Linked DNA regions of Homo sapiens: region 1 is linked to region 2. Evidence: read pairs that join two places in POLR2A ChIA-PET (ENCODE). Cell type or tissue: PC-3. All regions are shown on one strand. Links, peaks and the distances in the headings refer to the core of each region. The heading gives the core; the rest is flanking DNA.

Region 1 (18,090 bases), core at 7,323-9,822, 160 kb before region 2:
ACCTGGAATATCCTCTAAGGGCCAAACTCAGCACCCAGCTCAGTGGAAGTGATGTGTTTGTGCCTGACAACTGCACCTCAGCAGGATCTATATGCGTTTCCACTGCAGTTACAGCCTTGCTTCAGGGCTTTAACACACTCTAGGCCATAGCGCAGCCAGACTAAGAAACCAAAATTTTTTTATTGTCATTGACATGGGATTGCAATCATTTAAAGAATATAGACAGCAATTGAGAATGATACAATATATGAATACAATAGTGATAAAATGTAAGGTCTTTTGACCTATTGTATTTAATCATGGCATATGAACCATTCATAAGATCAACTTATTCTTTCTCGGACTTGAGGGCTGGAAGAACAGTCATATTAACCATACTGGCTGAGCTGGAGAAGCAGGCCTAGGCAGGAAAGTGGGGAATGTCTGCCGGAGGCCAGGACGAATTCAGTTTGATGAGAGGTAAAGAGGAGCAGCTGTTAAGTGCACAGGAAGGGAAGTGTGTGGCAAAAAGCAGTGTCCGAGGAAATTAGTCACAAAATCTCTGCCAAGAGATCACTGAAGGTTGGGTGTAGTGGCTCACACCTATAATTCCAGTACATTGGGAGGCTGAAGCTGGAGGATCGCTTAAAGCCAGGAGTTCAAGACCAGGCTGGGCACCATAGTATGACCCTGCCTACAAAAAAATGTAAAAATCAGCTGAGTGCAGTGGCTCACTCCTGTAATCCCAGCCCTTTGGGAGGCCAAGGTGGGCAGATTGCTTGAGTCCAGGAGTTTGAGACCAGCCTTGGCAACATGGCAAGACCCCATCTCTACAAAAGATACAAAAGTTAGCTGGATATGCTGCATGCCTCTAGTCCCAGCTACTTGGGAGGCTGAAGTGGGAGGATCACCTGAGTCTGGGGAGGTTGAGGCTGCAGTGAGCCATGATCAGGCCACTGCACTCCAGCCTGGGGGACAGAGTGAGACCCTGTCTAAAAAAAATAAAAATTAGTCAGGCATGATAGTGTGCACCTGTAGTCTCAGCTATTCGGGAGGCTGAGGCAGGAGGATCGCTTGAGCCCAGCAGTTCAAGGCTGCAGTGAGCTGTCATTGCGCCACTGTACTCTAGCCTGGGTGGACTGAATGAAACCATGTCTCAAAAAAAAAAAAAAAAAGACTGAAGTGAGCCATTTGTTTGGCCACATAGTAATCAGGTCCTGAATATTGTGAAATAAGCAGGAAAAAAGGGGTGGAGCAGAGATGCTAAAGAAATAAATTTGCAGGCCGGTCGCGGTGGCTCACACCTATAATCCCAGCACTTTGGGAGGCCGAGGTGGGAGGATCACTTGAGGTCAGGAGTTTGAGACCAGCCATGCCAACATGGTGAAACCCCATCTCTACTAAAAATACAAAAAGTAGACAGGTGTGGTGGCACACACCTGTGATCCCAGCTACTTGGGAAGCTGAGGCAGGAGAATCACTGGGACCCCAGAGGCGGAGGCTGCAGTGAGCCGAGATCATGCCACTGCACGCCAGCCTGGGTGACAGAGGAAGACTCTGTCTCAAAAAAAAAAAAAAAGAAATTTGCAGGCCGGGTGTGGTGGCTCATGTCTGTAATCCCAGCACTTTGGGAGGCAGAGGCAGGCAGATCACGAAGTCAGGAGTTCAAGACCAGTTTGGCCACCATAGTGAAACCCCTCTCTACTAAAAATACAAAAATTAGCTGGGCATGGTGGCACATGCCTATAGTCCCAGCTACTCAGGAGGCTGAGGCAGGAGAATCACTTGAACCTGGGAGGTGGAGGTTGCAGTGAGCCAAGATCGCACCTCTGCACTCCAGTCTGAGTGACAGAGAGAGACTCTGTCTCAGAAAAATAAATAAGTAAATATAAATTTGCTGCTTTTTACTATTTTATTTTTATTATTGAGACTACATTGCTGTTTTTAAAATGCTTCTTCATTTGCCTTTAACCTATAATACTCAAGGGACTCACAGGTTCTGAGTAGCCGCAGCCTCCTCATCTGTAAGATGATGCCAACACATGGGCTATGTCTCTGCCTGTGAGGGATTAGTGTGTTTAAATTCAGTCCTCAACTTGAGTTGACTAGGGCCTTTCTCCTTATTTAGAATATTAGAATAGGACGGTCACCTCATCTCCACCCATTCTGCAGATGATGATGCTGAGGCTCAGGATTAGCATTCCTTCATGCTATTCCAGTCAGTTAACAGCTGCTTTTCCCCACCAGGAAGGGAAGGCAGAGGCACATGCACAAAGAGGTAGGGAGAGTCAGCTCAGTGTCACACTGACTGCTGGGTAGTGTTAGATAACCCCGTTGTTAACACTGCATCCAACTATAAAGGGATTTCGTTACAATGAACAGCAACTTAAAAGTGATTTCCTACATTATTAATAGCATCAGTCCATGCAATCAACTTGTTCACCAGAGTCTTCTGAGGATATAACAGATGAATTTTTAACTCCAGACGGTGAATATTTTTACTCCTCGACTGCTCAAGAAAACTTAGCTCTAGAGGTAAAAAACGCAGTTCAGGGTAAAGTACCTTTTCACCTTTCTCCATTGCCTTATTTCTTTTATTGAGAAAAATAGCTTACATATCAAAGTATGTAATGTCTACCAGGATTTTTTATACCTTTTTTGGTGTCAGGAGTGTGATATGAACCCATGCATTCATACGTGTTTTGAAAAACATCTGAAAATTTTTTTATTTTTGAGGATGGGAAGTCATGTGCAGTTTCTCCCAAAATTGTGGTTACTGCATTTATACAGCACTTTGTACTTTTTTTTCAAAACTTTTTTTTTTTTTTAATTTTTGAGATAGAGTCTCGCTCTGTCACCCAGGCTGGAGTGCAGTGGTGTGATCTCGGCTCACCGCATCCTCTGCCTCCCGGGTTCAAGCGATTCTCCTGCCTCAGCCTCCTGAGTAGCTGGAATTACAGGCGTGTGCCATCACACCCAGCTAATTTTTGTATTTTTAGTAGAGATGGGGTTTCACCATGTTGGTCGGGCTGGTCTCAAACTCCTGAACTCGTGATCCGCCCGCCTCGGCCTCCCAAAATGCTGGGATTACAGGCGTGAGCCACCATGCCTGGCTCAAAATGTTTTTATTCATGCTACTTAATTCATACTTCCTAATGGGAAAGGACAAGGCTATCATTCCTCTCTCTGAGGAAGACTGGTGTTCTGCAGATATACGGAATTAATTAACTCCAGCCTGCCAAGTTTTAGTGATGGGAGAGCCAGGATTGAGGCAAGGGTTCAGCAACAAATATGAGACTGTCCAATATACCAAGTTTTCTTGGGAATCTGCCTAGCTTTTACAAGAACCTCCTGTACAGAGTATTTTCATTTGTAAAATGAATTTTGATGAATTCTCTTATTTACTTATTTTCCACCCTACCTCCCTGCTAACCTGGCACCTTTTTGGGATCTTTTACCTATATGAAAGGGAGGATTGTGTCAATCACAGTATTTGACTGATAAGAATTCTAGGATGCATCAAAGATGTAATTTCAGGCCAGGCGCGGTAGCTCACGCCTGTAATCCCAGCACTTGGGGAGGCCGAGGTGGGTGGATCGTGAGGTCAGAAGTTCAAGACCAGCCTGGCCAAGATGGTGAAACCTCGTCTCTACTAAAAATACAAAAATTAACCGGGCGCAGTGGCAGGTGCCTGTATTCCCAGCTACTCGGGAGGCTGAGGCAGGAGAATTGCTTGAACCCGGGGGACAGAGGGTGCAGTGAGCTGAGATCGTGCCACTGCACTCCAGCCTGGGCGACAGAATGAGACTCCGTCTCAAAAAATATATATATATAATTTCAGCTAGGTGTGGTGGCTCATGTCTATAATCACAACACTTTAGGAGGCTGAGGCGGGAGGATTGCTTGAGCTCAGGAGTTTGAGAACAGCTTGAGCAACATAGCAAGACCTTGTTTGAAAAAAAGGAAATGAAACATTACTAGTCCCCAAAAGACCCCTTGTGATCCCATCCAGTCACTGCCTCTTCCAAAAGGAACCATTGTTCTGACTTCTTACCTCGTAGAGTAGTTTTGCAGACTGGGCCAGCTTTTAAGCCTTCTTTAGCTCTTCTGATAAAGCTCCCAAGAACCAAAATATCTTTGTTGGAAGATTGGGTTGAATAGGGATAGTGATATAAGGAGGCGGAGTCACATAATTCCTCTTCACAATGAGAGGTGAGGGAGGACTTACTGAGGAGAGGACATATGATACAAATAAGTACTTAATGTCTAGGAAGCAAGTTTGTGCTTTTTCTATAAAGATGCAGGGATCTTATGAAGATTTTCAAGATTTAAGAACATCAAGAAATTATTGACCTTTTAATATGTCTGCCTCCAGTGAACCTCCTTTCTTTGCTTTTCTTTTGTTCTTTTTTAGACCTCGAGTCCCATAGAAGAGGACTTTGAAGGAATACAAGGTGCATTTGCCCAACCTCAAGTCTCTGGTAATAAGCCCTTAGGGAAGATTCCTTGAGAATCACTTCCCTTAAATTTCTTCTGTTGGATCACAGATGTTTAGAGCTGGGGGGATCCTGAGGGACAGCCTCGTCCAAACCTTTCATTATATGGTTGAGAAAACCAAGGTTCAATGATTTCTCCTCAATAGAACAAATCCCTTCCTCCTCACCAACCTCATGACATCCACGTGTTGTATTATTTATACCTCCCCTTGCATTTTTATAGCAAATGTTGTTGTAGTCACTGCTTTTTCCCCCTTTGGTCTCTCAAGCTTTCAGGCTCCTTGGTGTGCCACATAGCAAGTGCAGTTATCTTTGCTAAGCTGACCTGGGGGATTTGCCCAAGCTACATAGCTAGTTATTAACATAACAAAATTAGAACTAGGTTTTCATGTATTTCTTCTCCCCAGAAGGCAGTGTCACCAGCATTTTCCTTTGCTTGCTTAGCATCTTAGCAAAGAGTTAGTAACAGTTAACAATGCAGATTCAACTTAACATCTACCACTTGGGAGGCCTTGGGTTCTATATAACTTAGCAGGGGCTTTCTTTTAGATGAGAAGGTAGCCTTGGATCAGTAGCCAGGGATGTGGCACCAGACAGATATAAGTTAACTGTTGGCTTTGTTACATTTTTAAAATTGTGTACTCTTGTTCTTTTAAGGTATGTACTCATCTATTTTAAAAGTAGAGTTATCCACCTACCAACCTGTGTAGCTATCCATGGTCATGTCTCAACCGTCTAAACCCAAACAGCGTAGTGTTATGAACTTACTCCCTTCTTCCACTGCATACTCCAGCTTCCAACTGTAACCTTGTGAAGGCCCCTGCCAGAGTTGGGAGCATTTTAAGAAGCTGTAAGCTTTTAGATCAACTTTTACTTAAAGTCTCAGCATAATATGTATTAAAAGTCTCCAGAGCCTTGGGCCACCCACCTCTTCCTGCAGAGCCTCTTTTTTGGACCTGCCTTGTATGTGGCCACTTAACTTGTATGTGGAGGTGAGTTGAGTGGGATGGAAAAGTTTAGGGCAGACAGGTCAGATAACCAGAGCTAGTTTAATACAGACACATGAAGTATGTGAAAAAGTCTCTGATTTCTACTCCATTCACTTCTTTCTGCCCCTCTCTGCCCCCTTTTCCTTCTACTGTTCTGATATATATCCCCTTCCACATGAGAGGACACAACAGGGGTACAGGATGCAGCATGCTAGGTTCCAAGACCCATTCTGCCACTGACTTTTTCTGCATAACCTTCAGCAAGTCACTTCACCCCAGGGCCCTACTTTCCCCTGGTATAAAGTAAAGGAGAGGGTCGGACTCTAAAGTCTCTAAGCTCTAAATGTTGCTTCTTAGGAATTAGTTTATGCTTTCTGGATATTTATCATTTTAAAAGGGTCAGAGGAAGAGGAACCCCCAATGTCTCTCCACTGGTGGGGTTTCAGAGCTCCTTGGTAGCTGTGAAAGGTGGCATTGTTCTGATGGGCCTTCTTAGTGTCTACCAGACCACCTGGACCTAAGGAATGGGATGGGGGTGGGGGAGTCATAGGCATTTGGAAACAGGGCTGGATGCTCCATCTGCCCCCTTCTTTATTAACTAGGACAGTACAGTGGTGGGAAGGAAAATGGATACTGGCCCTGCCTGCCTGGAGCAAAGCATCTTACTGAGAACTGGGGAGGAGTAACTTCAGATAACTTGATGCCAAGAAGAACAGAAGACAGTTGAATTAGCTCCTCAGTACTCAAGACCCCACGCCCACGCCCACGCCCACACCTAGTGTTTGATGGCCAAGTGGCATAGTTAGAGTTCGGGGCTGTTTAGTTAACAAACAGTTCTTGTTTTCAACGCCCCCTGGCGTCTGTTGACAGGAACCGGGTCAGTTTGCCTTCTTAAAAAGACAAAACAACATTTGTCTTCAGAAATAACTGTGGTTATAACTGAAAGGCCAGTAAATAGCTTGATTGTATTCTGAGTGTCAGAATATAGTTCTGTGCTCTGAGCAAGGAAAATAAACTTTCAGAGCAAAAACCTCTTCTACAGCACTCAATCCAAACCCAATTAGGGCAGCACTTTGTTTATCCAGATTATTTCTAATTCTGGACCAGACCAAGGGACATTCTAGGGAATGGTGACAATAATTTGGGTTGACAAAGATTCAGTAAAAAAAAATATATATATATATTTTTAACTTTATTCTTTCAGGTGAGGAAAAGTTCCAAATGAGAAAAATTCTTGGAAAGAATGCTGAGATTTTGCCCAGGTCTCAATTTCAACCTGTACGAAGGTATGGGCTATTATTATCTTATGCAGTTTCAAACTCATAGATGCAATGTTAAATGGTGATAATGCTCCGTGTTTATATATTGCTTGTCTTCAGATGTATTAGCTACTATCTTATAAAAGTTAGCTTTGGGCAGCTTAGCTGTGTTAGGACTTGTGCAGTAGAATTTGAGGGATTGAGTCATCACCTTTACTTAGATCTGACTCTGACTTTCTGTTCATGTGACCTTGTCAAGGTTCTCAACCCCTCTATTCTATTTTCCCATCTGTGAAGCAGGGATAAGAATCCTTACTGAGAATGTTGACAATAGGAACTTAAAGTAATAATATAACTCCTGGGCATTTATCCCAGAGAGATGAAAATTTACATTTACACAGAAATACATACAGGAACGTTTATAACAAATTTATCCATAATACCTCCAAACTGGAAACCCGGATGTCCTTCACCAAGTAAATGATTAAACAGACTTTGGTACATCCATACCATTGAGTGCTTGCTACTCAGCAGTAAAAAGAAATAAACTATTGATACATGCAACAACTTGGCTAAATTTCCAGAGAATTATGCTGAGTAGGAAAAGCAATCCCAAAAAGTTATTTACTGTGTGATTCCATTAATATAACATTCTTGAAATGACAAAATTATAAAAATAAAGAACAGATGAGTGGTTGCCAGGGGTTAAGGAAGGGGTGGGGAAAGGAGGGAAGCAGGCATAGCTGTAAACCAGAAATATCTTTGTGGTAGTAGAAATGTTCTGTATCTTGACTGTATCAATGTCAATATCCTGGTTGTGATACTGTCCTATAGATTTGCAAGATGTTACCACTGGGATAAAGTGGGTAAAGTGTATTTTCTTTTTCTTGAGATAGAATTTCACTCTTGTTGTGTGATCTCAGCTCACTGCAGTGGCGTGATCTCAGCTCACTGCAGTGGCGTGATCTCAGCTCACTGCAACCTCCACCTCCCGGGTTCAAGTGATTCTCCTGCCCCAGCCTCCCAAGTAGCGGAATTATAGGCATGTGCCACCACACCTGGCTAATTTTGTATTTTTAGTAGAGATGGGGTTTCACCATGTTGGCCAGGTTGATCTCGAACTCTTGACCTCAGGTGATCCACCTGCCTCGGCCTCCCAAAGTGCTGGGATTACAGGCGTGAGCCACCGCATTCAGCCAGTAAAGTGTATTTCTTACAATTGCATGTGAATCTACAATTATCTCAAAAGAAAAGTTTAAAAAATTCATAATTGTTATAACGTATCTGGCACAATAACATTCAATTTATTTTATTCTCTCTGGGCCTCAGTTTCCTTAATTATAATTATTGTAGCTAGTATTTCCTAAATATCTAGCATATGCCAGGCACTCTGTTTCATTGTCTGATTTAATCCACATAACAACCCTGTGAGGCACATACCATTGCCTCCATTTGCCAGTAAAGAAAGCAAAGTTCAGAGAGTTTAAATATTTTTTTCTAAGGTCACTCAGCTAGTCAGTCAGGATAGACTAGATTATGCTATATATAGTAAACAACTCCCAAATTTTAGTGGTTTAAAACAACAAGTTTCTTCTTTGCTCCTGCTTCATGTCCATGGCTCATGGGTTGGCCAGGAATGTTCTGTGCTATATTGCCTTCTATCAGACTTAGGCTGAGGGAGGCCCCATTTTTGTGCTTCCTTGATTGCTAAGGCAGGAAAAATGGAACACGGTGAGTTGTGTACTGGCTGTTAAAGTTTCTGCCCAGAAGTGACTCATCACTTTCACTCATATTTTATTGGTTAAAACAAGTTCTGTGGTCATTTATGTAAATCAAGAGGGCCAAAAAGTCCTGTTGTATTATTTAGAAGGAGAAACAAACATTTTTGGTAACAGAATTAATAAAGTCACAACTCAACCCCAAATCCATGATCTTTCATTTATATCACTGGTCTCAGAGGATTTTTGCAAGGATTAAAAATGTGAAGGACAGGCACAGTGGCTCACACCTGTAATCTTAGCACTTTGGGAGGCCGAGGCAGGCAGATCACCTGAGGTCAGGAGTTTGAGATCAGCCTGACCAACATGGAGAAACCCCGTCTCTACTAAAAATACAGAAAATTAGCCGGGCGTGGTGGCGCATGCCTGTAATGCCAGCTACTTGGGAGGCTGAGGCAGGAGAATCACTTGAACCCAGGAGGCGAAGGTTGCAGTGAGCTGAGATCGCGCCATTGCACTCCAGCCTGGGCAACAAGAGTGAGACTCCATCTCAAAAAAAAAAAAAAAAAAGTGAAAACATGGAAGGATTTAGCATGGGATCTGCCTTATAGTTAATGTTCAGTGAGTACTGACATTGAATCTTAAATATTGGTTAAAGTAGAAACAGGTCAAGTTTGTCTTCACTATTCTGGCCATTTTTTGGTACAAGCCTCTCTGGCCTCTCCTGGTACACTATGCCAGGAAGCTTCTTACAGGTGCTGAGGCCTCATGGCTGTGCCCCTTTGCTCCAATATCTTACCTCCCAGCAAAGTTCCTGTGCTCTGTTGATTTTCTCATGAATTTGCTCACAGTCGTATAGAGTCTTTAACTGATTTCAGAGCTGACCCTTAGAGAGTATTTATTCAACTCTGGAGAGAAAAATGAGGCCCAGACATGTCAGAGAACTCGCAGCTAGTAGTACAGCCAGAACCAGAACTCACACTTTTTTTTTTTTTTTTTTTTTTTTTTGGAGATGGAGTCTCATTCTTGCTGCCCAGGCTGGAGTGCAATGGCGCGATCTCAGCTCACTGCAACCTCCGCCTCCTGGGTTCAAGCAATTCCTGTCTCAGCCTCCCGAGTAGCTGGAACTACAGGCACGTGCTACCAAGCCCAGCTAATTTTTGTATTTTTAGTAGAGACGGGGTTTCACCATGTTGGCCAGGATGGTCTCGATCTGTTGACCTCGTGACCCACCCGCTTTGGCCTCCCAAAGTGCTGGGATTACAGACGTGAGCCAACGTGCCTGGCACAGAACTCACACTTTCTACTCCTGAGCTTAGTGCCCTTTCCTCTGCGTCTCACACTGGGCTGATCAACTGGTTCCTTGTAGCAAGTAGTTAGTGTACTTTGTTCACAGAGGGGATTTATGTAATTTTCTTACTTTCTTTCTCACAGTACTGAAGATGAACAAGAAGAGACATCAAAGGAGTCACCAAAGGAACTGAAAGAGAAAGACATGTATGATCACCAAAGAGAATGCCTAGGGATGCTTGTGTAAAGTCTTGGTTTTAAGGGAATAGTATATTCTTGTTTGTAAGGATCTTTCCATTTTTACGTGTAGACTTAATGTGAGTATGCTGCTTCTTTCACCAAAAAGTTGTTATCAAATTGGTGATATGATTTATAACTAATAGCAGCTTACACTCAAGGAAATGTAGTGATGATAATAATAATCATAATAATAATAAGTTTACGCTTAAGGTAGATTAAATCTGTTTTCCACGTAAATATCCTGGAAATATGGAATATTTCATCTATGGAAATAGTTTATTTTTAGCTGCTGATATGTTTAAAGTTACAGTATCTAGCAAAGAAAGTCTCTATGGTGCCAGGTGTGGTGGCTCATGCCTGTAATCCCAGCACTTTGGGAGGCTGAGGTGGGCGGATCACCTGAGATCAGGAGTTCGTGACCAGCCTGGCCAACATGGTAAAATCCCATCTCTACTAAAAATACTAAAATTAGCCAGGCATGGTGGCACACGCTTGTAGTCCCAGCTACCCAGGAGGCTGAGGCAGGAGAATCACTTGAACCCGGGAGGCGGAGGTTGCAGTGAGCCGAGATCATGCCATTGCACTCCATCCTGGGTGACAAGAGCAAAACTCTGTCCCTGCCGCCAAAAAAAAGTCTCTTTGGTAATAAAGTTACAATCTCTTTTAAATATGTTCTCTAATATTCTCTTTAAGATACATAAGATGTTCTAAGATATTCTCTAATTCTGGCCTATTGCCACATACAAATTTTGTTAAGATTATACTTAAAAAGTACCTCTCAGGAATATATTGTTTGATTTTTCTAGTCATCTTCTCATCATTACTGTGTGCTCTTAATTCTTTAGATCATTGACGGATATTCAAGACCTGTCTAGTATCTCCTATGAACCAGACAGCTCTTTTAAGGAAGCTTCATGCAAAACACCCAAAATAAACCATGCACCTACCAGTGTCAGCACTCCACTCAGCCCAGGTAATCACAGGGAAGAGAAGTGTTTGGGGAGAAGGACTTACAGCCCCAGCCCATTGTCTCTGGGAAGCCAAGCCGTGGTATCAGAGCTGGTGGCTGTGTTGTCATAGTGCAAAGGTTTTTCTTTAGGGCCAAAACTGGGTAATCCCATTGTAGGCCAGGGGGCGGGGTGATGGTGGTGGTGATTATTGGGCAGCCGTTAGGAGGTTTTGGTTAGAACTGCAGTGGTAAAGCCATGCAAATGCTACATCTCCTCTAAGCACTACTGAATTTAGTACAAAAACATTGAGCTTTGTAGAGTTTGCAACTTAAAACAGTACCTTGTGCTTAAACTTTATATAGTTCTTAAGTCCTGCAACCATATGCAACCAGCATCAAATATCCTCTCTTTAGTGGCCTTACTTCCAATATATTTGTGGTTTAAAAAATCACCGTTTATTTTATTTTGGTAAAGTTTAGAGGCCAAGTTTAGAGACTATTATTTTTTATACCATGAGGAGCTGTGTCTCAGATCAATGATTGTTTCAGTAATTTTTTTTTTTTTTTTTTTTAAAGACAGAGTCTCACTCTGTTGCCCAGGCCGGAGTGCAGTGGCGCAATCTCGGCTCACTGCAAGCTCCGCCTCCCGGGTTCATGCCATTCTCCTGCCTCAGCCTCCCGAGTAGCTGGGACTACAGGCGCCCGCCACCGCACCCAGCTAATGTTTTGTATTTTTAGTAGAGACAGGGTTTCACCGTGTTAGCCAGGATGGTCTTGATCTCCTGACCTCGTGATCCACCCACCTCGGCCTCCCACAAAGTGCTGGGATTACAGGCGTGAGCCACCGTACCCGGCCTTATTTCAGTTATTAACAATTTGGAAAATCCTTAGTATAGGTATAGGTTTGTGGGTTTGGATGTTTTGTTTGTTTGTTTGTTTGTTTGTTTGTTTTAATAATGTAAAAGATTCATTTCTGCACATCATATTGGGGCAGAAAAAACAAAAACAAAGGGAAAAAGGAAAAAAGGAGAAATAATATAAAGGATTCAGACAGTAACCTTCCGCTTTTCTCCAACAGGGTCCGTTTCTTCAGCTGCCAGTCAGTATAAAGACTGCCTTGAAAGTATCACATTTCAGGTTAAGACAGAGTTTGCCTCTTGCTGGAACAGTCAAGAATTTATTCAAACTTTGTCTGATGACTTTATAAGTGTCCGAGAGAGAGCAAAGAAACTGGATTCTCTCCTTACTTCCTCTGAAACTCCCCCTTCAAGACTGACTGGTCTTGTAAGTATATCAATTCCACGTTACAAACTCATGGAGTCAGCCCAAAGGGCCCAGTGACCCAAACTGCCAAGATTTCTCCAAATTCATTAAGAAAGCAAGAAATAAGCTGGGTCCTCTCCTGGCTTGCCTGGGACTCCTCTCTTGAGTCTATATTATGGGAGGCTTAAGTTTTGCTTCCTCCTTAAAGCCTTCCCTGGTTACTTCCCTGAGAGTTTTGATCGATCTCTACTGTTCTCTGAACTCCTGAACTAATAACCTGCAGGAAAAACACTTAATCATATACTGCCTTCTTCTCCTCCTCTTCTTCTACTTCTTCCTCCTTTTTTTTTCTTTTCCTCTCCCTTTCTCATATGTGTACCCTAGTCAGGAAAACTACAAGTTCTGGCCAGGCACAGTGGCTCAAGCCTATAATCCCAGCACTTTGGGAGACCGAGGCGGGCAGATCACTTGATTTCAGGAGTTTGAGACCAGCCTGGGCAGCATGACGAAACCCCATCTCTACAAAAGATACAGAAAATTAGCTGGGACATGGTGCCATGTGCCTGTAGTTTCAGCTACACGGGAGGCTGAGGTGGGAGGATTACCTGAGCCCAGGAGGTCGAGGTTGCAGTGAACTGTGATTGCACCACTACACTCCAGCCTGGGCGACAGAGTGAGACCCTGTCTCCAAAAAAAAAAAAAAAAAGAAAAGAAAAGTACAAGTTCCTTTATGAAAAATTGATTGTCAACTTTTTTGGTATTTGGCTCAAAAAAGGTCTCACTTTGAAGTAGGGAGATGACAAGGAATTTTATGTGTTCATTTAACCGTTAATTGGGCAGATTCTAAGTGCCAAGCACCATGTCAGGCCCTCTTCAAGGCATCCAAGTGTGAATAAGAAAGACATGATCCCTGCCTCAAAGGAGCTCACTGTCTAGTGAGAAAGACAGGCCTGATGTAACACAGCGGTAAGTACTGAGTGCTGAGGAGGCAGTCAGGGATAAGGCTTCCCAGGCCAGATGCAGTGGCTTATGCCTGTAATCCCACCACTTTGGGAAGCTGAAGTGGGTGGATCATTTGAGATCAGGAGTTTGAGACCAGCCTGGCCAACATGATGAAACCCCGTCTCTACTAAAAATACAGAAAAAAATTTGGCTGGGCGTGGTGGTACACACCTGTAATCCCAGCTACTTGGGAGGCTGAGGCAGGAGAATTGCATGAACCCGGGAGGTGAAGGTTGCAGTGAGCTGAGATTGTGCCACTGCACTCCAGCCTGGGCAACAGAGTAAGACTCCATCTCAAAAAAAAAAAAAAAAAAAAAAAAAAAGGAGGCTTCCCAGAGGAGGTGACATGTGAGTGAGTTTGACTTAATCAACAAAACAACTGGAAATGACTGAGCTGCATATGCCTTTTTAGCTCAACACACATGACAGTTACCATGTTTATCTCTTCCTTATAGAAAAGATTGTCTTCATTTATTGGGGCTGGATCCCCCAGCCTTGTTAAGGCATGTGACTCATCACCACCCCATGCCACCCAGAGAAGGAGCCTGCCTAAAGGTACCCTGTGTTTAATATCAAAATAGAAGTTTATAATCAAGGAGGCTTAAATTGATGCTTATCAATCTTTGATGCCACATTAGGTTCAGACAGAAATGCTGTTTTCCCCATGATTATAAAAGTAAAACACACTCATTGTAGGAAACTTGGAGAATAAATAAAAGCTTAACAAAGAAGGTGACTATACACTTTTTTAACCTCATGTACTTTTTTTTTTGCATATCTTTTAAATATTTTTATAAATATATAATAATATGTTTTAGCATAGTGAGATCATATTGTGTATCAGTTCTGGACTGCTTTATTCCCTTGTTATATTTTGAGGCTTTTCCCTTGTTATTAAAAATTGTTCATAAATATATGTAGTAGTTATAGTCCATTCTACATGTTGCTTAACCATTTTCTTATGTTTAAGATTTATATCATTTTCCAATTTTTGCTCTTTATACATAAATTTTTATCTGTACCTCTGATCCTTTCCTTAGGATAGATTCTTAGAAGACAGTTTCCAAATCACAAGGTCTGAGAATATTAGCAGTCTTGAGGCATATTACCTTTATTACTTTAATTTTAACGTCTTCTGTCTTTGGTATAACTCTTGGAATTTCCCTCAGGGGGATAGGGATTTTGTGAATTATGTTGAGGTATTTTGGTCAATGTTATAATTGAGCACTTGGGGCAAGACCCAAAGTGTGGTTGCCTCTAAATCCCCTGGCCTGATAATATTTAGTTAAAGGCCTCCTACTTTGTGCTTTTGTTCATTTTGACTGGTCCAGAACCTCTGTATTCCTCCAGCAGCCCTGGTCCAGATTGAGCCACTTAGTAAGAATTTGTACCTTACCTCCTCCAAATATCCTTAGGAAGGGAGGGGCATAGATCAAGCAGTACCAGGGTAAGGGCTGATGTAGGAAAGGAAAGGGATTGGGGTAGAAGTGGGGAGTAAAGGCCATTCACATGTTAGGAGGTCTCTACTGGAACTATTATGTAAGAGGCTTCCTTCCTCCTTAGTTTGTTTCATCATTGAGAGAAATCCTCAGTCAAGTCTATGTGAGAGCCGAGAAAAATTCAGTTCAGGTCCAGGAGGGTGTTAAGACATTTTCCCTTTTGTCTTTTTTAAAAACTAGTAGAAGCCTTCTCACAGCATCACATTGATGAGCTGCCACCACCATCTCAGGAGCTACTTGATGACATTGGTAAGAGATGTTCAATACAGAATATACTTCTCGGCCCTGTTAGTTATGTCACTGACCACAGTATGGTGTCTTTGTCTCAAGTGTGAACACTAGTATAAAAGGCTGTATGATGGCCTGGTTGAATATAGGAAGGGGCAGTTTTCCAAAATTTAGGAAGGGGCAGTTTTGCAATAAAATGAGCCACAGCCTGGCCAGGATGATTGGCTTGTGTCAGTTGTCATTTTGTTACTTAAAGGACTTATGTTGATGAATCTAAGGGGAAGTAACATTCAAGTGGTTTATTATGATGAATTTCTTTTATTAAAGGAGTTCTTATCTCCTTTTCAGACCAAACCAGCCATTCCTTTGAGGCCTGAGGTCTAGCTTCCCAGGCCAAGACACCTGTGCTTTCAGTTTTGCCATTAGCTGTAGGTATTAAAGGTATTGAAATTGTGAATAAATCCCCTTCCTAAGAACAGGGAAGTCAGTGGCACAAAACCTACAGAGACCAGAATTTTCAGGCAGAGCAGTTACCAACCAAATTTTATTTGCAGCTGATTGGCTGGCCCTGTCCAGCTGGTCTGATGCTGAAAGTAAATGTTACATTGTTATGGAAACTGGGGCAGGTGGTCTGTTTTCCTAGGAAAGACTTGACTGCGCCTTTCTTGACAGCCTGGCCAACCAGCCCTTCACCCTCAGAAAATGCATCTCATCAGACTCTGGATAGTCCAGTTCTTGTTATGGGACCTATAATTTCCTGAGGGGCACCCCTTGGTTTTCAGGGTCTCTGAGGTCTTGGGTTTCATAAAGGAGGAGGTAAATCAGAATTTTCAGGTCTGACTCAATGGACAGCTCTCTTCAGGGTCATTATCATAACCCTTAGCTCCTGTCCCTTGGCCTGATGAACTTGGGTGGAGCCAGTCAGTGCTGTCAGACCTTCCTTGGTTTCTTTCTTTTTCCATGGTCATAGGACCTTTCTTGCTTCACTTTACCCCTCCCCCAGTGCCACAGTGTTGTAGAGTCACAGGGTTGTTGGGTCAGGCTCTTAGAGCCCACACTCCCACCCCTGCTTTCCATATCTGGGATTCCCTAGGCAGTCCTTGCAAATTCCTCCTCTTTGGTTGCTCTTCTTAAAATAACAGAACTGCTGAGAGTGGAGGTCACCCCACACATGTCCTGCTCAGGTAGATTCTTAGTATCATTTGTTCCTCGGTCATGATTTAAGGCAGTATTGTAGGCTCCTTTGCAGTTTGATCATAGCTGATACTTTTTCTCTGGATCCTGCTGTCTTCCCTCTATAGTTGCTGTGTAAACCTTCCATTCACCTCCTCCATTTCAGCAGCTGTGTTACCAGACTTTGTCCTGGGCTCTGGCCTTATGGTGCTGCTGCACCCCAGCACAGTCTGCAGAAGCCTTCCCTCATTTCACTTATGGGAATTATCTGGACCAGGTTTCTAGGTAATGTCTGCACTTTGAGATGGGTCAGTAATTTTGCAGAAGGATAAAGGGCAGAGGGCACTTGAGTAGTTTCTTCTGATAATGGGCTTGCCTGCCTGATTACTATATATCATCACTCTGTTGTTTCCCTTAAAGAGACCTTTGGGGAGTTACTGGAACTCTCAACTGCTATTTTGGAGGGCTCACATCCAAAGCTCTAGGCTCCTGACAGGTGCCTAAAGTGGAAGGTTCTTTAGAACTAGGATACAGATGATCATTTAAGATCTGCGCAGGACTACTTTTAACAAGGACGAAAATGGATTTTTTAAATTTCAAATTATATTAAATGATCTTATGGGGACCCTTGACACCCATGGCTGCCAGGTAGGACTGCTTCCTGCACTGCAGGAAGGGAGAAGACCTGCACCAGCACAGAAGAGGACCATGCCAACGAGCTCAGGGTGGCTTGTCTATGCTGCCTCCCAACTTGCTTTGCTTTGCAGAGCACTTTGAGGATAAAGCAGCATACTGAGTTAGCAGATGCTTGTCTTAGTCTAGTGAGTATTCCTTGCCTTGCCTTTTTCCTTTCCTTTCCTTTTTCCTTTCCTTTGACAGGGTTTCACTCTTGTTGCCCAGGCTAGAGTGCAATGGAGTGATCTCAGCTCACTGCAACCTTCACCTCCAGGGTTCAAGCAATTCTCCTGCCTCAGCCTCCCGAGTAGCTGGGATTACAGGCATGAGCCACCATGCCTGGCTAATTTTTTGTATTTTTAGTAGAGATGGGGTTCACCATGTTGGTCAGGCTGATCTCAAACTCCTGACCTCAGGTGATCCACCTGCCTCAGCCTCCCAAAGTGCTGGGATTACAGGTGTGAGCCACTGCTCCTGGCCAGGCTGAGTATTTCTTTAGGAACTGGAAATGATGGATATTCTTTGCTTTCAATCTTTTCTTTTTCTTTTCCTTTTTTTTTTTTTTTGAGACAGAGTCTTACTCTGTCACCCAGGCTGGAGTGCAGTGGCATCATCTCGGCTCACTGCAACCTCCACCTCCTGGGTTCAAGCAATTCTCCTGCCTCAGCCTCCTGAGTAGCTGGGATTACAGGTGTGTGCCACCATGCCCGGCTAATTTTTATTTTTTTAGTAGAGATGGGGTTTCACTATGTTGGCCAGGCTGGGCTCGAACTCCTGACCTCAAGTGATCCCCCTGCCTCGGCCTCCCAAAATGCTGGGATTACAGGCGTGAGCCACCATGCTCAGCCTGCCTTCTGTCTTTTCATAAACCAGGAAAAAAGTATGAAATATAGGTGAATAGAGATGGGGAAACATTTAGATTGTTTTGATGTTACTAACTTTTTGAGAGACTATAAAATAGAGATTAAGAGCATAAACCTTAGAGCTAGACTGCCTGGATTTTTACCAATTTTACCACTTACTGTCTGTGTGATTTTTAGGCAAGTTTCTTAACCTAAATTTCCTCATCTGCTAAATAGGAGTAACAATAACACAGTCTATTTCAGAGGGTTGTTGTGAAGATTAATTGTGAACATTCATCCTGAATTAATGTATGCGAGTGCTTAGAAACAGAACCTGACACCTGGGGTTCTGCAAGTGTTATGTATGATCATCATCATTTCTATTTTGAGTGTTGTGTGGGATTTTGTCATACCTAAAGAATTCCTTTCAAACCTGGAATGCCCTAAAGCAGTGGTTCTCAAATTTTATCAGACATCAGAATCACATG
Region 2 (2,500 bases), core at 1-2,500:
CTTCTTAGGCAATATTTTGAAGCTGGGATAAATGAAGTGAAGGAGAATTAGGTGAAAATGGAAGGCTTTGCTATTTAGAAAAATAGGAAAGAAGAGTATATCTGGAAAAATGGCATAAGATTTTTTTGAATAAGATAATTTGGATTCTAAAATGGAATTAGGAATACTTAAAAGCTGAACTCATAAATCATCTTGAATACTATGGCAATTGGAAAGGAAACTTCCTTCCTGGCCTTGCCTAGTTAATACCCTGAAGCATGAATTGTGTGCTCCATTTTAGGACCGTAAGTAATTTTGCTAGTCATATTTTGATATCACTGAAGTTTTTGAGAGCCATACGTGCCTTATTGATAACCTGTGATAGCATGTTCAGTGGGCTAATTATGTGTTCCATAAAATAATGTATTCTTTTAAGTTTTAATCTTATTATCATAAAGCTCTACATAAAGTTTGTGTTTTCATAAAGGAAAAAGTAAACAAACAGCACCAGTTGGCATTCTCTTTGCCATTCATTATTTTATCAATCTTTATCATGTCTTCTATTGTTCTATCGTTTTTCTCACTCTGGCAAATCTTACCAATCTATTTTGTTTTTTAAACTATTAACTTTGATCCTATCATTATACATTAAGTATTGCTTTTACTTTGTGAAGAGGGAATTTCATCATAACTTAGCAAAGACTTTCAGCCTTTACAGTGGATAGTTTTATGTCATTGGCAATTTTTAGTCATCTCCTTTCTGTCCACATATGCTTCGTTTAGGTCTTTAAATAAGTTTTTTCACTAGCTTAGTATTCATTTCTGGATACTTTCCATATTGGTTTCGGTTTATTGTCTGTTAATCAATTTTTAATCTACAACAGTTATTAAAGTTTTTCAACAGCCTCTTGTGAGAAACTTTTTTAAAAAACAAGCTTCTGAATTATATATATGGTTTTCTTTATCCATTCTTTGATTAATTCTTTCAAAGAACTCTAGTGTGTTAGGGACACATGGTTTACACTTCTGGAATCCATGCTGTTTGTTCCTTATCAGATTACACTGCAACTCAGGTTTACTCAACTGTGGTTAGCCAAGCCTTCCATTTAACTGAAGTTCTGTTTATATCTTCTAGAGATGTGCTTTGCTGAACTTTAGCTTTCTCAATGGAGAGCTGTACCCTGGTGTCAGAAATCTAAAAGTAGTCTTCTCTTCGGTTTTGAGGAATTCTGGATAATTCTGTGAATCCTTCTACCTATGAATTGTTGTAGTTACCTGTTAAGATTATTTGTCTCCAAAGATTGCAGTCAAATCTTTTTAAACTTGAGGATGCTATGTATGTACCAAAAAATGTACAGTTATGAGAACAGTGATTTAAAAAAAAAAAAACCATGTTGTTATTTCTGGAATTCTGAGATAATTTCTGAAAATCAGACATTTCTTTACATTTTGCTCAATTAATTCAGTGTATAGACAATTTCATAAGGACCAAACTGACTGAATTTTCATTTGTATTATGATTTTAATTTTTTCTTAGACAAAAGGAGACCCCCCCCCTTGACAATGTGCCCCCAATTTGTTGAATAGTAAAATAGACCATAGAATTGCCTCTAAAAGAATTTTGTCTCAACTTTATCTGATGGCTGTATGTATAAGGGCATTAAAAGTCAAGTTTTGATGATTTTTGTTCTGATTCTTATCTCTCAGTCTTTGTGCTTAGGTTTCTCCTTGCCAATAGTAATGATTCATTTTACAAGGTATGTTCAAAATTATAAATTGTAATATTCTTCTAAAAGCGCTAGAAGAAAGTCAAAATAGAAGAGGAAATGGTGTTGCCTTTGCCCTTCTATTTCTCAAGTCCTCTCTTTTCCATTTCAGAACATCTCATTTTAGTCCTGTCCAAATTTTATTATTTTCCCCAAGAGTTGCTTCTTTATATTACTGTATCATTCCAACTCTTTTTGCAGGTTTGTCATTGTCTTTAAAGTATCTAATTCTTAGGTTTCCCCTATATTTGCCAAAATATTTGTCTCTTCCTCTTCTCTGATTTCCTTCCACTCTTTTATTTTTCTTTTGTTTTCCACTGAATTTGTATATTTAGGATTACCTTCCACTGCTATTCTGGATTGGTATTTTAATAGCCATCAAAAATCTAGGTCAAGGAAACTTTTCAGATCTCCTAATTACCTGGCGGTGACTGATAAAAAGGACTAAATGATAGTGATTACTTCTTACTGTTTTTATTCACATTGGAATATATTCTTTCTCTCCTGGTTTATACCATTGTAGAAGGAAAAGTGTTGGAGCTGATTCATTGTCTAATTTCCGGTTTTCTGGTTTGGTTACCTCTTATCAATGTTTGTTTCTTTTATTTCAAGCAATATTATTGCCACCACTTCTAAAAGTGATTACAGTCATATTTTATTTCTCAATCCTGTTTATCATTTATAAATATTATTTCAAGGGACAACTCAAAATTAATCTTTCTTCTCAGAGCAAAAGAGTAAGAGGATCTTAGTGT

Evidence for each region. ChIA-PET counts read pairs that join two places held together with the same protein. Peaks named below come from ENCODE experiments on the same cell type or tissue, not always from the same donor. Only the 100,000 strongest peaks of a DNase experiment are listed, where the experiment ranks them.
Region 1: POLR2A ChIA-PET joins it to region 2 with 21 read pairs; 1 of 35 experiments calls an interaction of 5 or more read pairs at or near these places.

What each region holds. Positions count from the first base shown.
Region 1 is chr17:58,566,035-58,584,124 of GRCh38, reverse strand. TEX14 (testis expressed 14, intercellular bridge forming factor) reads left to right here. Exons shown (of 32, transcript NM_031272.5): 20 at 4,394-4,460; 21 at 6,669-6,750; 22 at 9,876-9,938; 23 at 10,817-10,944; 24 at 11,999-12,204; 25 at 13,641-13,740; 26 at 14,865-14,933. It overlaps LOC107985048 (a long non-coding RNA gene), which reads right to left and starts at 10,352. Exons shown (of 3, transcript XR_001752952.2): 1 at 9,862-10,352; 2 at 9,241-9,349; 3 at 3,898-5,295. RefSeq lists a silencer at 13,070-13,270. In PC-3, for the core only: no CTCF peak of the experiment used is centred there; a DNase peak (open chromatin) is centred at 8,454; H3K27ac peaks cover 466 bases.
Region 2 is chr17:58,411,691-58,414,190 of GRCh38, reverse strand. All of the region lies in intron 2 of RNF43 (ring finger protein 43), which reads left to right. Among named protein-coding and RNA genes, the nearest start is that of RNF43, 4.6 kb to the left of the region's middle. In PC-3, for the core only: no CTCF peak of the experiment used is centred there; a DNase peak (open chromatin) is centred at 1,070; H3K4me3 peaks cover 1,574 bases; H3K27ac peaks cover 636 bases.